3 separate regions of the Homo sapiens genome follow, and all the other regions are linked to region 2. Evidence: chromatin contacts called from ENCODE Hi-C or POLR2A ChIA-PET data. All regions are on one chromosome and are shown on one strand. The core of a region is the stretch at or near the end of the contact, and the rest is flanking DNA. Distances in the headings are between cores, read along the strand shown.

Region 1 (4,142 bases), core at 435-2,934, 840 kb before region 2:
ACCCATAAACCTATTTTAAATGTATATATCATTATTGTTTTGCAAAATTTCTAATGAGCTGCAAACAACCCACGTGCATATGAAAATCTTCATAATTATCTTTTTGAATGCAAAGACGTCTAGCTTACCTTTTAGAATTCGATGCTATATCACATAAAACTAAACTGCTCTCTTTGAGCATTTCCCAAAATTCCAGCAAAGAACTGGGGATTCTTTCTATAATTACAAATCTTATAGAAATTACACATCTTATAGTATCCTAATCTGCTGAGTTGACCAAAGAAATACATTATTATCATTATAACACAAGTTAAAAAACAAAACAGGTTACTGCTGTTCGTATAAGACTTGTTTCTCTTTGGAAACACAAGGACAATAAAATGAAATCTCAATGAAAGATGCAGAAAAAATGAAAAATGACTGCAGGAGTCCAAGAATCCCAGGATGGGCTTGACTGGTGGTGAGTTTATACTTTGGAAGTCCTACCTAATAATTTTAAAGATCTATTCAAAATTATAATCCAAATGCTTATCATTTGGAAGATAAGTGCACATTTAATAAAGGAACACTGTAACTTGCAAAACTTTCCTAAACCACATCTTTTAAGGCAGTAAAAACTTGATACAGATGTTTTTGATTCGAGATAAGGAAATAAATTTCCTTTCCCTATTAGACAAGTAACTGTTCTTTCCCAAACTCCAGGAACCACAATATTCTTGGACTCCAGCTCCCAACACTGGTTACACATACAACCCGCAGTATCTACCTGCACTTGCCAGACTGTTACCAAAATTGAACGGAGTCGCCGAGGTAGTAGAAACACCGAAATTCCCAATATTAAAGTTCACTGCAGGATTAGCAGTTAATCCGAAACCCCCAAAATTAAACCCACTGGCGGTGGAGTTGGCAGTCTCAAGCCCACCAAATCCTGATAGGCGTGTAGGCAAAGAAACAAAATTTTAAAAAGGGGGAGAGGGAAAAAGAAAAGAAAGCAAGATAAGGATTAGAAGAATCAGCAGGAGGTTTCACAGAAGTGAACAAACCTGGTTTTGCTCCAAACAGTTTAAGAAAGCAGAGTGGGGGTGGGGTGGGGCAGATGGAAGAAGCATGACGGATAAACCCCACAGCGAGGACCACAGGGGGCCGGGGGTGGAACTAAGGGAGTCAATGGGCAGTGCCGGTGGATCCCCAGCCCTATCCTCGCCGAGTCCGGCAGCGGGAACCACGCAAGCGTTCCCGCCCATCCAGGAGGCTGAGGTGCAGAGGGGAGGGAGGTTCTCGGGCAAGGGGAGAGGGAAGCAACCTCCAATTTCTCTGAGTAGGACTCCCCGGCAGCGGGAAGCGAACCGCTCAAGCCAGGGCCCTGTGGAAACTCACGCGCGGCAAGCGAGCTTCTAGTGGGACCCCGAGTACCCCCGTGGCCTCCTCGGGTGCCGCCTCGGCCCACTCTGCCGCCGCCCGCCCTTTTCCAATGCCTCTAAAGTCTCCGCGTCGGCGGGAGATTCCAGGATCCCCAGGTCGGAGAGTCTCGGACAGAGGGGGCGGACCAGACCCTTCCCCTTCTTCCCGGGTGAAGGTCTAGGGGGATCACTCACCCGCGGGGGCCGCGGTGGCTGCAGCGGTACCGGAGGTGCCCGAGGGAGCCCCAAAATTGAAGGCCATGTCGCGAAAGCAGGAGACCAAGTAGGTTACTCCTGCGACGCGCAGCGCGCTCCCCTTCTCAGTCCGGCCGGGAAACCGCCAGTCAGATCACCGAGTTCCGCCTCCTTTCTGACCTAGCCTAAGAGGCCGGAAGGCGCCAAGGGCGTAGGAGGTGGGTGGTTGTGAGGGAACGCCCCCAGCCAGCTCACTTCCGGTGGGCTTCACATGCTGTGGGGTGTCACTGTTAAGGTAAAATGCTGGGACGCTCGCGAGGGTGTGCCGCCTGAGAGTCCTTTAAAAACTGCCGTAGGGAGGTTCTTTGGGAAAGGTGTGCAGAGGCTGAAGTTGTTACTGTAGGGATACGCGGTAGACAGCTAGAATTTGTATGTGGTAGGGTTGAAGTTGCTGCCTCATCAACTAGCGGGCCTGGGAGGTCGGGCAGCAGGGCTGGGGTTGAGAACCCCCCCAACACCCACGAGGAGGTGGTATTTGAACCCAGTGCTGAAGGATGAGTAGACGGAGCAGAAGCAGTAAAGAGGATGCACGTTGGAAGAAATGAAAGCGAATGGAATTGTAGCAAACACGTTGCGTTTACTATGTGCCAGGCACTCTTCTAGACATTTTACATAATTTAATCAGCTATCTTATGAGGTGGGTTGCTGCTATCTCCAATTTATAAAAGAGGAAACAGGTACCAAAGGGTCAGGCTGTTTACAGAGTAAATACTCCTAACCACAGCTCTAAGGGGAGCACTGAAAAAGAGGGGAAGAGTGGGCCCCCTCTGTTGTACTTGTAATATAATTTAATCCTCAGAATAAATAAATAGAGAAGATTCTGTAACTGTATTTTGCAGGTGAGATGAGAGAATTGAGGTTTGGAGTTGTTAAGCAGCTTGCCCAAAGTCACCTTGCAGGTAGGTTCTGGAGTCTGGTTTTGGACTCATGTTTCTCCACTCCAGAGTCCCAATTTGTAAAAATTACCATTATATTATATTGCCTTGTAAATTATGGTAAGGATTTCAGACTATTTCTTGAGGGTAATGGGAAACCTTTAAGGGGTTTTAGGCAGAGGACTAGTATGACTAGAATTTTGTTTTTAGAAGATCCCTCTGGCTGCCATAAGGAGAATGGATTGGAAGGAGCCAGAATGCCTGAGGAAGATAGAGCTTTTAGGAGTCTGTTGTAGTTGCACAGGTAGGAGATGATAATGACTTGGATTACATCTGGCAGTGGAATTAGGAGAATAAATTTGAGAGATACTTAAGAAATAGCATATATGAGACTCGTAGTATTTGGACGTGGGAAGTAAGGATTCAAGGACAACCTCCTGCTTTCTGGCTTGGGCAAGTTGGTGAATGGTGGACCCGTGTCTGACTCCTACAAACTGAGTATGCTCTCATACCCACTGCCCTGCCTTCTTTCACTGTTTGTCACAGATAATTTATCAATCTAATTTTTCCTTACAATAGTATATATTCCATAAGTGCAAGAACCATGTCCCTCTTGTTCCATGCCCATCACAAGTGCCTGGCATATAACAGGGGGAAATAAATAATGAATGAATGACAGATAGGTGGAAACCAGATCTTGAAAGACCTTCCTTAGCATGTTAAGGAGCTTTGATTTACCAGCAGTTTGTCCAGCTGCGGCCCACAGGCCACATGTGGCTCATGGCTTAGGATGGCTTTGAATGCAGCCCAACACAAATTCGTAAACTTTATTGAAACATTGTGAGGTTTTTTGCGATTTTTTTTAAAGCTCATCAGCTATTGTTAGTGTATTTTATGTGTGGCCCAAGACAATTCTTCTTCTTCCAGTGTGGCCCAAGGAAGCCAAAAGATTGGACACCCCTGATTTAGCACATAGCCTAACGCTTAAGTACTTAGCTTACCTTAAAAAAACAAACAACCATTCTTCTTCTTCCAGCGTGGCCCAGGGAAGCCAAAAGATTGGACACCCCTGATTTAGCACATTGTCTAATGGCTAAGTACTCAGCTTACCTTAAAAAAACAAACAGCCCTCCCAGTCTAGCAGAAAGGAAAACCAATGATTAATTTATGGAATCTGCCAGAAGCTCAGGAATTGGAGATATCACGTATCTTCATAAGTTGGGGTAAAGGGAAGTTAAAATGAGAGGAACTGGTTGAAAGTCTATTTAAGAAGCAGTTAGAGCTCCCCAAATCCTCTTCTGACCTCGTGCAGCCAAGTGAATGCTTCTTCCCCACTCTAGAAAAATAATGGAGGATTCTTCTCTACAGTGATTAAAATAGTATTTGCCAGGCACAGTGGCACCAGCCTATAGTCCCATCTACTCGGAAAGCTGATGTGGGAGGATTGCTTGAGCCTAGGAGTTCAGCCAGCCTGGGCAACACAGTGGGGACTCCCCCCCACCCCCCGTCAGTGTAAAAAAAAAAAAAATAGTAGTGTCTCTGGACTTGGGGGCACCAGACATTATTGAGAGTGGGTAGTGCCCTACTGAATGGTGGAAGACTGAGTGGAAAT
Region 2 (4,032 bases), core at 1,346-3,845:
AACAGAGTAAGGAAGGAGTAAGAAAGCTTTAGCTTGATTAGAATGGCTGAACTTGTAGCGGTAACAAATAGAGTCTGTTTATTAGCTTCTCTGCAAGATATGCATTTTTTTTTTTTTTCATGCTCTGCAGAAGTTTGCATCAAATAGCTTACCATTTGGATGGTTGCCCCAGCTGGTAATCTGGGTTAAAACCTTGACTGAGGCAATTCTATACTCATGATCCCTTGGTGTGCTGGTCTGGTGGGAAGATATGTTTGTAAGTACACTAGGGAGTGGGAAACAGAAAAGTCTTTCATGACGTGGCTGCTCAGTGATTGTTTCTAGATCTCTCCCCCAAGTGACACTCGAATACTTAGTAGCACATCCTGGGCATAATGCTCCCCATTTAAGGACTATTTCCAGTAAACTGAAAAAGAATCAGTTTTAAAGTCTTACATCCTCTACTCTTAGTTTTCCTAGTTCATTGATTTCCCTGCCCTTTGGGCCTCTTTCCTTTTCCTGCTGCCTTCCTTGATAGATTCTACCTCTTTCTTTCCATCCATCTCCATTCCCTTTCTGCAACTATTCAAATCTTTTTTTTTTTTTTGATTGAGATGGAGTCTTGCTGTTGCCCAGACTGGAGTGCAGTGGTGTGATCTTGGCTCATTGTAACCTCCGCCTCCTGGGTTGAAGCGATTCTCCCACCTCAGCCTCCTTAGTAGCTGGGATTACAGGCGGGTGCCACCATGCCTGGCTAATTTTTGTATTTTTAGTAGATACGGGGTTTCACCATGTTGGCCAGGCTGGTGTCAAACTCCTGGCCTCTAGTGATTGCCTGCCTCAGCCTCCCAAAGTGTTGGGATTACAGGCATAAGCCACCACCCCCGGCCCAGATCTTATTTCATCTTACCATAACCTAGGGCAAAACTGACCTGCTTTAAGAGAGTTTTACATTTTTGCTCTGGTCCACATTCATCTCCATTGTCTAACCCTGTAATCTTTGTAGTATATTTCATCATGAAACATTTCAAAATCATCTTCCATTTTACCTCAATAACTTATCTCCCTAATAAGACTCAAATTCCTTAAGAATCTTTTGTATTTCCTAGAATTCTTGTTACAAACACAACACCTAAACATTTGCAGTTTACTTTCATTTTTGGAAGGCTTCCTCCAAAGGCTAGCTAGTTTGTGGTTAGCTGCCCTTATCAGATTCAGTGTAAAAGGTTTGCCTTGGTAGCCTGAGAGGGATCTAGTTTACCATGCTTTTACTAATATCTATCTTTTTTCTCCTGGAGACAGTTGTGTGTTTTTTTTGTTGTTTTTTGTTTTTGTTTTTTTTTTAGCTGGGGAAATGCCAATATTCATTATTATATCTTATCCTAAAGTTACACAGGAGAAATAGGGATGTTGAAATAATGTATACTTTGGTAGGCAGAATCCGAAAATGGCCCCAAGATCCCAGCCCCCTGGTGTACACGCTCTGCATAATCCCCAGAACTTGTGAATATCACTCCCACAGGTAGGTTATGGCACAGCTGTCGTTTAGAAATGGAGATTGACCTGGGTGGACCTTACCTCATTAAGCAGTCCCTTAAAAGGGACCAGACTGTTCCTGAAGAAGGATATTTGACATGTGAGAGGGACACAGGGAGATTTTTCATTGCTGACTTTGAAGACAGAGGTGACCTCGTGGCTTGGAACCGTCAGTGACTTTTTGGAGCTGAGTGCAGCCTCTGACAGCGAGTAAGGAGAGAAGGCCCTCAGTCCTACAGCTGCAAGGAATTGAGTCTGCCCACATCTGGAATGAGCTTGGAAGAGGGTATTTCCCCAGAGCCTTGAGAGGACAACCTCCTTAGCTTGGCCCACACTTTGATTTCAGCCGTGTGATAACCCAGGCAGAAAGTCCAGCTACACCATGCCCAAAGTTGTGACCTATGAAACTGACTGCTAATAAATGGATGTTGTTTCAAGCCACTAAATTTGTGATAATTTGTTATATGGCAGTAGAAAACTAGCACATGCCCCACATTTATGTAAACAACCCCTATTCCATCCTGATATTGTTTTATCCAGGGTTGAGATTAAGACACAGTAGAACTCTTAGAGGCCAGGTGTGGTGGCTCATGCCCGTAATCCCAGCACTTTGGGAGGCCGAGGCAGGCAGATCACAAGGTCAGGAGTTCAAAACCAGCCTGGCCAACGTGGTGAAACCCCGTGTCTACTAAAAATACAAAAATTAGCTGGGCGTGGTGGCAGGTGCCTGTAATCCCAGCTACTCGGAAGCTGAGGCAGGAGAATTGCTTGAACCCTGGAGGCGGAGGTTGCATTGAGCCGAGATCGCGCTATTGCACTCCAGCCTAGGCGACAGAGCAAGACTCCATTTCAGGGAAAAAAAGAAAAGAAAAAAAGAACTCTTAGGAAGACTTGAGGATTTTGGCCATAATTGTTTAGTAATATTTGTAGAGCAAGACCAGATGTTAATTGGTATGTTTATTTCCTCAATATGTATCATGGTTTTGGTCATTTCTGGTATAATTCCTCAATTTTCAGGTGCTGGAAATGTGTCACTGGACTCAGATGTTCTAGGTCAGCCTGGATTAGGAACTGAACATGCCTTGGGAGGAGAAAGCAGCCAGGTTGTGACTAGGGGAAACAGCCCTGGTGCTTTTGTTCATGACTTGCTTGGAACTGGATTGGATTTTTTTTTTTTCTTCTCTCACAGAGACTGCCATCACATGGCCATTACTGTAACTGAAAATCCCCTGCCTTTTCAGAAAGGCACAGAAATATATGGTATCTTTCAGAAAGGAAGTGGCTAATTTATATCCGGTGATAGAAATGGTGGCATCGGGAAGGAAGCGTCCCATCCATATTTCATTATTTGCTGATGAATGCATTCAGTGAATAGAAATAGATGAACTGAGCCACAATATTTCTCAAACAGGAAATACTGAGGAATAGATGTGTGAATATGAGTAGCACAGGACATAAAAAGTTGAGGAAAAAACTTCCAACTGCTTTGAGCCTCTTAATTCTATTTGACCTCCTATTCGTCACTGTTTTGAAGATATTCCATAGGATAAAGACAGGGCAGGAGGGACAAAAATGACCCAAATAAACAACAGTGAGACAAGTGGGTGGTTTTATGCTCTGCAAGAGACGTGATATGTCTTAAATGGAACTGGGTTGTTTGGGACCCACTGGACAGCAAGAGGGTTTTGAAATGGTTTATGACCTCTTCCCCACTTCCCCGCTTGCTTTGCTCATTAGTGTTCCTAGGTGGCTGCTGGGTGACGGGCTTTTCATCATCTCTGATGTGGGCCAGTGCGAAAGAGCAGCTGCAACATCTGTTTCTAATTGGGTCGTGCCTTTATAAATACTTCTTGCCTATTTGTCACATTGCTTCCCTCCCACCCTGTCTTCCTTGGAGTACTGCAGAATCTGTAAGCGTCCCTGGAATGCACACGTGGACCTTGTCATTCCCAAACAGACTTTCTGCTGGTCAGCACTTTGTAATGTTCGGCTGTTACAGGCATTAGTCACTTGTGCTCAGAGAGAGACTGTGGTCTTTGGAAACTGAAGAAAATGTCTTTTTTGTTGTTGTTAATTCTTGGCATCCAGTTAGATTTAACTTCTCAAGAGTTTACACAGACTTTTAGAAAAACATTCTGTCTCTAAGAAAAAAGTGCTCTAGCTTTGTACAGTTTTTGGATTTTCACACTTGGTGGTTGTTTGCTGAAATGCTGTTTTGCTAGTGATTCCCCTCCTCCCCCTATCTGGGGTTGTAAGCAGCTCTGGGGCTCTGTTCACTTCGGATACCTGTTTCTGGGGACTGCTTTTCAACAGCGTTTTTCCTAAGGGCATATGAGAAATTTAATTTCTGATGGAATGAAGGTGAAACTCTAGTCCCAGGTAAACCTGGGTAGGCTGTAGAGACAGAAAGGGGGCTGCAGGTCTAGGTGGAAGAACGAGAACGAATGCAGCATGGTATTTCCAGGCCTTTTAGATTCGGCTTCATCCACAACCAATGTGAGTTCTTATCTGCAAAGC
Region 3 (3,665 bases), core at 167-2,666, 600 kb after region 2:
ACCTAATCAATGACTAATGATAGGTCACCATAGTCTCTTGAAGAATATTTTCTTAGAACTAGACTTTTGTGGTAAAACACCTGGTTATCTATGCTTTGGGTACTTCAAAATATTTGAGAAGCTATAATAGGCCCCAAAGCAGCTGAGTGATCATCTTTCTGCTTCCATAGGGCACGCGGCAGGCCTCATCATGAGGGATGAAATCTACACTTGCTGGTTCTCCTGTGGACTTGGAATTTACCATCACAAAGATAATTCAGACCTAGCACTTCCCAGAGGTTGAGCCCCAGTACATTGATTGAGGAACTGTCAAAACAGGCTTGCAAAAATATAGTATATTTTGAGTGTTTACATTTAATAAATTAACACTTGTGAAACACTATAAACAATGCAACATAATTGTGTGATGACTTGTAAAAATTAATTCAGGCTGTGCAGTTTTATAATGGGGTAATTGTATAGTTGCATGAGAAAAAAGTCCTTTTCACATTTATCCTGAATCTCAGTGACCATATGCATAACCTCGTTTGAAGTTAAGGTGAAAGTCTAAATTTGACATATTTTGTGAATAAGAGGCCTGGACCAATGCCATCCTAGATAAGCTACTTGTTCTCCCTGTTCTCAAAGGGACACAATGAAATCACATGTAAAAAATATTTTTGAGTAACAAGATAATTGAATTTGGTGAGAGAGTGCTGTTCTTAAAATCGGTATGTTGGCAGGATGGTTCTTTCCATCTTTGCTGAAGTTTGCTATATCTCCGGTCCTAACGTTTTTGAGCAAAGTTTACTGCATATCTCTTGCCAGGTCAGCTGAATATGAACTTAAAGGGACCTAACAAAACAGGCAGTATGCATCGATGATTTAGAATTCCACTGTGCCCACGAGGACAAGTAAGAGCAAGCGCCTTGGGCAAAGGACATGGGTATTACCTCCATAACATGCTGTGCTAGGCTGCATATTCAGGACAGGATCTCTGACAGTGGAGAAATAACGACTTTCTGATGGACTGCTAGGGTGCCAGCATGGATTTTCCTGGCTTCAGTGGAATAACTCATTTTTCCATCTGTAAATAGAGTACTGAGACATTATCTTCATATATGCTTGATGTTAGTCAGGGGCACTTCGGGGTACAATTTTGAAGCTCTAGGGAAATTTTATAGCAAAGGTTAAAGTCCAGAGAGGAAAAGAGTCTAGATAGCAATTGAAAATTGGGCACAAATGAAGTATAGTTTGACCCCCACATCTCCTGCCTACAAACTGCAGACCCAGCTGCAGTAGGTGGTAGTGAAATAAGGGAAGTTCTAGGGGGGACTCCGTCCTCTTCAGCAAGTGACAGATGGTGTGAAACCACACGGTAGCTTGGCAGTATGGGGCGGCTGCTGCTTAGTCACTCCTAACTCAGGAACCTAGTATTGAAACTTGAACAGCCTTCCCTGTCTGGCTATAATGCAGCCCAGACATCCCTTGTCAACAAGTTAGTCAACAGTGCTCTGAACAATATCCGGTAAGTCTGATGTCTTACTTGCCGAACCAGTCAAAACAAGAAAAGTGGGCTCTGTTGGAACATTCCCTTTGGTTAACTGAAGATCTCTAGTTTCATTTCTCCCCACCACCATCCCCTTTGTTCATTCACTTGTGCATTCAGTCAGCAGAGGAGCCAGGGGGATATGACGAACTTTCACTGGTTATATACTATGTGCTGGTTACAGTTTAAGGAATACGAAGCTGTAAGGTTTGCTCTCTTTCTGCAGGAAGCTCACAGTCCAGCTAAGGAGACACGTGCAAAAATAAACAATGGTGATCCTTAGGGGTAGATACAATACTGGAGGTGGTACTTGGTACAATGGTGGCTCATAGGAGGGAGAGACAGAATTGCTTAATTGGATCCTTCACAAAAACTGATATTCATCATGATTCAACTTCCACTGTATGCCAGGTACAGTACCAAATATTTTACCTGTTTTATCTCATTTAATTCTCCATTGACTACCATTTCAAAGATTATTAAAACAAAGCTCCAGGAAAACAAGTAACATACCCAAGGCCATGAAACTAGTAAGAGGAAGAGCCAGGATTCAAGTCGAAGTCAGTCTGTCTTTTCAGTTCTCTGATGCTCCTCACCGAGTAATCCGTTGCAAGGATAACGAGCGTGAAACTGTCTGGTACGTTACCCTGCGAAGCAGGGTCATATAAGGGAATGGCGGCCATGGGGGCTGGCTTGAGCCAGAAACAACTCCTGCTCCTGGCTGCAGAGGGAACTGGATGGGGAGGCAGCCCTCACAAGTGACCAGCACTTGTCACTACCCTGTCCTTGCCTGCTTCTTTCAAGGGATGCAGGTTCCCACCTACTCAGCCTCATCCACACTCTTGAAGGGTGCTGATGTAGGGCACCAGTATCCATGGCCAAGGGGATTTTGATCTGGCTTCCTTTGCATATCTTGAATTTTTTTCTTTTCTGACCCTACAAAGGATTAAAAAAGGAAATGCCTCTTTCATTAAATATTATGACACCTACCTGAATTTTCCTGGAGGGCCATCCCCCCGTTCTCACCATTTAGTCTTCTTAGAAAAAGTTCTAGTGAACAATCAAATGTGATTGAGAATTTGGGTACATACTTTCTACCATTTCTTAACCCCATTACTGCCCCTGAGGCATAAGATAAACTATGACTAGAAAGAGTGGCCACGGTTGGGGTAGGCGGGGAAGTTGATTGGTCCTGACCCCCAGGGATTCAGGTGTGACACCTGTCCACCTTTGAGGATCACTATTCTGGCAGTTCAGTGTCATTGCTGCCTTCATATCTGTGTCAGCTTAGTTGTTCCTCTTTGTAGCACATCACTGACAATGCTTGGAGCCTGCTAAGAGAGCACAGCAGAAGAATTATTTTTAAATATGTAATTTTTTCTTATTTGTCCTTGGCATGTGTATTTGTCAACAGTGGAGCTTCTCTCCACAACTACCTACCTAGCTAATATTCTGTCTTTTGGATACTCAGTTCTCTCTAGCCTGAGACATGAATCTGGCTCTATCTTCATTCTCTTGATCCATCTCACAGATCCTCTTTCTCTGGTTCTTTTCCTGGATTAATTTCTTGGGCTCTGACCACTTCCAACCCTCCCTTCTCAAGCATAGATAAACGAGAACAAAGCTGAACTCTCCCATAGCAATCACTGCTCACTACTATTAAAACCACTACATGTAGTAATGGAGGTGAATCAAACTCAGGAAGACTAGGATAGAAAATTTCCTTTTATGACTACCAGAAATGAAAATTACCCCCATGGTTGAAGCAGTTTCCTCTTAGCCACTTCTATTTTCACTCTGTCTAGATTTCTATTTTAGGCCGATGTGGTTGGAAAGGCTTATAGAACATATACCTTTTGCAATTTATAGAAATGCTTACAAGAGCCTTCCTTTGATATTGGGCAGAGTTGAGGAAATTGTCCAGAGTTACAGTAGTCCACCCTTATCAACAGTTTCGCATTCCGCAGTTTGTTATCCACAGCCAATCACAGTCTGAAATTATTAAAAGGAAAATTACAGAAATAATTCATAAGTTTTAAATTGTGCACTGTTCTAAGTTGTGTGGTAAAATCTCATGCCATCCTGCTTCATCCCATCTGGGACACTAATCATCCCTTTGTCCAGCACATCCACACCA

The links. A loop is a pair of places that touch in the nucleus more often than their neighbours do. ChIA-PET counts read pairs that join two places held with the same protein, here RNA polymerase II (POLR2A). Pooled maps may share reads with other maps.
Region 1: a pooled map shows a loop between it and region 2 (4-fold over the local background). The contact joins the promoter of NUP54 here to the enhancer-like site in region 2. A Hi-C loop is called at or near these places in 6 of 50 pooled maps.
Region 3: a pooled map shows a loop between it and region 2 (4-fold over the local background). The contact joins two enhancer-like sites. A Hi-C loop is called at or near these places in 3 of 37 single-sample maps with no recorded cell type and 6 of 50 pooled maps. POLR2A ChIA-PET finds 5 or more read pairs at or near these places in 2 of 52 experiments (activated T-cell and activated naive CD4-positive, alpha-beta T cell).

The regions. Positions count from the first base shown.
Region 1 is chr4:76,146,713-76,150,854 of GRCh38, forward strand. It overlaps NUP54 (nucleoporin 54), which reads right to left and starts at 1,685. Exons shown (of 12, transcript NM_017426.4): 1 at 1,596-1,685. The coding sequence starts at 1,662. LOC124900718 (a long non-coding RNA gene) reads left to right here and starts at 1,837. Exons shown (of 2, transcript XR_007058144.1): 1 at 1,837-1,890; 2 at 2,495-4,142. RefSeq lists an enhancer at 1,635-1,794.
Region 2 is chr4:76,981,641-76,985,672 of GRCh38, forward strand. The region is part of intron 1 of SEPTIN11 (septin 11); the gene reads left to right. Among named protein-coding and RNA genes, the nearest start is that of SEPTIN11, 34 kb to the left of the region's middle. Within about 2 kb of position 2,596, at least 20 of the 41 ENCODE cell types and tissues checked have a DNase peak (open chromatin) inside an H3K27ac peak, as active enhancers do.
Region 3 is chr4:77,585,660-77,589,324 of GRCh38, forward strand. LOC105377296 (a long non-coding RNA gene) reads right to left here. Exons shown (of 7, transcript XR_938912.3): 3 at 3,408-3,520; 4 at 2,042-2,862; 5 at 933-1,066. It also overlaps a transcript of CXCL13 not described here. Among named protein-coding and RNA genes, the nearest start is that of CXCL13, 18 kb to the right of the region's middle. Within about 2 kb of position 1,417, at least 3 of the 41 ENCODE cell types and tissues checked have a DNase peak (open chromatin) inside an H3K27ac peak, as active enhancers do.